Regions from separate parts of the Mus musculus genome. Here region 2 is linked to region 1. A link is a loop called in an ENCODE intact Hi-C map of the cell type or tissue named here. Cell type or tissue: left cerebral cortex. All regions are shown on one strand.

Region 1 (2,500 bases):
GCTTGTTTCTTGAGACTGCTCCATGTCTACTGCAGTACAGCCTCTGCTGTTTTTACATGCTCAGTCTGAGTACAGGGTGGGGCTGACAGAATCTCAGTGATGACAGATGCAAAGGAAACTTGGTAAAGTGTATCCTAAAGGCTTTAGGTCCAGAGAGACATGTGCTATTTCTGCTTCTGCATCATAGACCAAAGCAAGTCACCTGGCCATAACCCCATTTTAGCTCAAGGAAGAGTGACATGTAACTCAATCCCATAATTATGGAAAGAAACCTAGAAATGGGTGAAGAAGATAACAAGTACTTAGTGAGAAATATTCAAAGCATAGAGAACGCCAGCCAGTCACTGGGAGCAATTGGCTCTCTAAGGTTTCCTGTAAATTGACACCTGCTGAATAAAGCTATTGTTTCCCTTTGGAAACTTAAACAAATGTGACAGAGAACAAATAAATTTTGAAATCTAGATTTCAATGCATTCACTGTTTTTAGACAAAGAATATAAGACTCTCTGATGTAATCTTAGGTTTTATATGTGAAGGAATTTATTTTGGTAATAAAATTTGGAAGAAAAAGAAGTCAGAATAAATCACCTACAGCATGTTGAATTTTATTTTTAAGTAAATTACAATGTATACCAACTAATTGGGAGCTTGTATGTGTGCAACAAATTCAAACACCTATAAAGACACTTGTTTATTTTCTATTTTAGGCTAATTATAATGAGATGCAATTAGCCAGGTGATACTTTTATTGATGAAATCATTCAATCAGTCAGTATGACTATGCTGCCTTATTCAGTCTTGGAAGCTATAGCGTTATATCTAGAGAAAAAGAAAATTCTATTTATGTAATCAGTCTGTTAGTCTTTTTATTGGGGTAATTGAGTCCATTGATATTAAGAGATATTAAGGAAAAGTCATTGTTGTTTCCTGTTATTTTTGTTGTTAGAGTTGGAATTCTGTTCATGTGGCTATCTTAAGTTTGTTGAAAGATTACTTTCTTGCTTTTTGTAGAGTGTAGTTTCCCTCCTTTTGTTGGAGTTTTCCCTTTATTATCATTTGAAGGACTGGATTTGTGGAAAGATACTGTGTAAATTTGGTTTTGTCATGGAATACTTTGGTTTCTCCATCTATGGTAATTGAGAATTTTGTTGGGTATAGAAGCCTGGGCTGGCATTTGTGCTCTCTTTGGGTCTGTATGACATCTGCCCAGGATCTTCTAGCTTTCACAGTCTCTGGGGAGAAGTCAGGTGTAATTCTGATAAGTCTGCCTTTATATATTACTTGACCTTTTTTCCTTACTGTTTTTAATATTCTTTCTTTGTTTAGTGCATTTGGTTTTTTGATTATTATTTTCTGGTCCAAACTACTTGGAGTTTTGTAGGCTTCTTGTATGTTCATGGTCATCTCTTTCTTTAGGTTGGGGAAGTTTTCTTCTATAATTTTGTTGAAGATATTTACTGGCCCTTTAAGTTGGAAATCTTCCTTCTTGTCTATACCTATTATCCTTAAGTTTGGTCTTCTCATTTGTGTCCTGGATTTCCTGGATGTTTTGGGTTAGTATCTTTTTGCATTTCGCATTTTCTTTGATTGTTGTGTCAATGTTTTCTATGGTATCTTCAGCACCTGAGATTCTCTCTTCCATCTCTTGTATTCTGTTGCTGATGCTTGCATCAATTGCTCCTGCCTTTGTTTTCTATCTCCAGAGTTGTCTCCCTTTGTGATTTCTTTATAGTTTCTACTTCCATTTTTTAGATCCTGGATGGTTTTGTTAAATTCTTTCACCTGTTTGGATGTGTTTTCCTGTAATTCTTTAAGGGACTTTGTGTTTCCTCTTTAAGCGCTTCTACCCGTTTACCTGTGTTCTCCTGTATTTCTTTAAGGGAGTTATTTAGGTCCTTCTTATAGTCCTCCATCATCATCATGAGAAGATTTTAGATCCATATCTTGCTTTTTTGGGTGTGATGGTGTATCCAGGACTTGCTATGGTAGGAGAGTTGGGTTCTGATGATGCCAAGTAACCTTGGTTTCTGTTGCTTCTGTTCTTATGCTTGCCTCCCACCATCTTATTATCTCAAATGCTCCCTGCCCTTGATACATCTGATTGGAGCCTGTCTTTCCTGTAATCCAGATTGAATCAGAACTCCTTAGAGTCCAACTTTCTCTGTGATCCTGTGATTCAGGGATCCTGTGATCCTGAGATTCTGGGTGTGTCAGAGTTCTTGGCAGTCAAGCTTCCTCTGAGACCCTGAGATCTTGGTTTATTCAAGTTCCTGGGATCCCAAGATCCTGGGCATGTTAGAGTACCTGGAAGTGTTACCTCCTCTGGGGACCATGGGGCTGTCCACTAAGTTTGAGCCCAAGGTGGCCCAGCCAAGAAAATTCTAGACAATCAGTATAAAAAAGTTGGGCAAAACTCTGATAGAGCATTTTGAATTTTTTTTCCTAGGTGCTTCTCAAAATGGGAAGAGCTGCCATTTATGGCCTATGAAATGTTCTGAGA
Region 2 (2,500 bases), 88 kb after region 1:
TCAAATGCTATCCCAAAAGTTCAATTGTTTGTCTTTTGTTGAACTTCAAAAAATTAACTGTCGTATAGCTCCCTAACCTGTTGAATCATATTAAGGCTTGCACTCACCAAGAAATTGTAAGTATCAGATGTAATTTGGTCACTGAAAGTCAAATGTGAGATTTTTGGCTTCTTGTCTTGCACACCCCAAAAGAGTAACATTAACATCAGCTTTATTATAGAAGCCACCTTGAAGTTTGGCTTGATTTCTTGCTGACATAAAAAAATTCAAATGGTTTCTTGTTGGGATCATCAGCACAAGTCAACCAAATTGCCACCCCCCCTTTTTTTGTCAAGAAGACACAAACATAATTTCAGTACGTGCGACTGGTCACAATATTTAAACAATGAGAGATGGATTTTCCTTATGTAATATGAAGAGTTAAGAGGAAATTTTTGTCACTTTAAAAGGCCCATTGGACACGCAAACTTTATATGCCCCAGTATAGGGGAACGCCAGGGCCAAAATGGGGGAGTGGGTGGGTAGGGGAGTGGGGGTGGGTGGGTATGGGGGACTTTTGGTATAGCATTGGAAATGTAAATGAGCTAAATACCTAATAAAAAATGGAAAAAAAAGGTATAAGAAAAGAAGAAATTCATTTACATAATAAAGATCCATAAAGATCAGAGTGTTTCAAGCTTTAACATGTATGCATGGTTCTTTTTTTTTTTTTTTCACAAATTCAGTTTCTCGATGTTATGTAACAACACACAATATTTTTCAAACATTTACTTACTTCCTTCTTCCCTCCATTCTTCTTACATTTCCTTTTGTTTTAGGTGAAGATGTCTCAGGCTACCTTTATATCTTTGGCCAAACCAAGAGAGGAAAATGGAGCTATCACACAGCAATCATGGTTTCTCAAATTCATTATCTTATTCTCTCAGAATACCAGTGGAAAAAACCAGAACAGATACATCGATCTCATTTCCATTAAATTAAAGACCATATTTTAGGCACAAGTCTTAAAATTTGCATCCAATTCAGCATAAAAAAATAAATTCTTGCAGGTTTAAATACCATAAAAATTGATTAGGGTAATCTACTAAAATTGAATTAAGGAATACTTAGTGTACTAGACAAAGGGATTACAGAAAACATTGTTGAGCCTCCTCTTTGTCTTCTTTCCAAGTGAGTTCAGAAAACCCTGCATGGAAGAGACAGGGCTAGAATCTTAATGGGAAGAGGACATTCCTTCATAAAAACCCAGTGATACTTCTTTGGTTGGCTCCTTTTCTAGTCATACTGTGGGACAGAGAGACTCTTGTTTTGGTTTAGTACCCAACTTTGCAAGCAGCACTCTGCAGACATTCATTAACTTTAAAACAACTGACCCCTGATACAACTAAAACAGTTTTCTTTCTTCTTACTTTGGGACTTACTATTCATTCTTTAACTTTTTTTTTTCATTTTTCTGCATGAGTTTGTGTGCCTAACATATATGTAGGTACCCAAGGTGGCCAGAAGAGAGAGTCAGATCCCCTGGGACTACAATTAAGGGAGATCATAAGCCACTACATGGGTGCTGAATATTGATTTCTGGACCCTTAGAAAAGTGGCCAGAGCTCTTAATTGATGAGCCATCCCTTTGCTCCCTAAACGTTCATTCTTTATAGTAGTTTGGCAAGGCAGTGGGTGGGTACAAATGCAAATGCATTATTTCTTATGCATATAGCTTTTCTGAATTTTGAATTAGGTTTTATTTTAAAGAACATTATAAGTATCTTATGATTTAATGATAGTTCTCTTTCAGAGCAGAGCCTTGCTATGTAGCCCAGGCTAGTCCCCAGTGAACTGATGATTCCCTGTGCTCAGCCTTTGGAGAGCTGTGACTATAGAAGTTCTCCACTATTCCTGTGACTTACTATATTTTATTTCTAATCCTGATGATGATAAGATTGCTTCTAAAGAATCTCAGAAAAGTTTATGGCTCTCCATAAAGTTTGTTTCCATAAAGTTTCAAGATTTCGAGGTCTGCATGTAGTTAGGACTGTGAAAGGAAGCTTTATGTAGAGCCAAGTAGGCATCTTAAAGTAGGTGAACTGGAACATAGTTTTAATTACACCAGAGTGAGGTGGTTTATAGCTCACAGCTTTGCACCTAAACAATAGGTTTGACGTACTGACTAATTGTAATTTTGTCAGTAATAACCTTGAGTCATGGATAAACAAAAGCATGGGATGCTCACTTGGATCTGTGAGGAGCCAGGAGGGTTAATCTAATTTAGATTAAACAATGGGTTCTATAAATTCAATATTTCAAGTGCATCTTAATTTAGAATTGCCAGAAAAAGTATAAAAACTTAGCCAAACAGTTTTGTTTTAATCTTTAATTTGAAGATAATCATCAGATTCAAGGGATTTCCAGAGTACAAAAGAATCAAAGTTTTCATTTAGTTTAGATGAATAATATGCAAAAAGCTTGTGGAAGTTAAAAATAGTTGTGAATATAAATCAAATGC

Evidence for each region. Peaks named below come from ENCODE experiments on the same cell type or tissue, not always from the same donor. Only the 100,000 strongest peaks of a DNase experiment are listed, where the experiment ranks them.
Region 2: a loop joins it to region 1, with 7 times the contacts of the local background. A loop is called at or near these places in 5 of 42 quality-filtered maps.

What each region holds. Positions count from the first base shown.
Region 1 is chr6:46,957,734-46,960,233 of GRCm38, reverse strand. All of the region lies in intron 15 of Cntnap2 (contactin associated protein-like 2), which reads right to left. Gm38801 (a long non-coding RNA gene) reads left to right here and starts at 2,401. Exons shown (of 3, transcript XR_869031.2): 1 at 2,401-2,500. In left cerebral cortex, no CTCF peak of the experiment used is centred here; no DNase peak of the experiment used is centred here.
Region 2 is chr6:46,869,269-46,871,768 of GRCm38, reverse strand. The region is part of intron 15 of Cntnap2 (contactin associated protein-like 2); the gene reads right to left. Among named protein-coding and RNA genes, the nearest start is that of Gm38801, 87 kb to the left of the region's middle. In left cerebral cortex, no CTCF peak of the experiment used is centred here; a DNase peak (open chromatin) is centred at 1,291.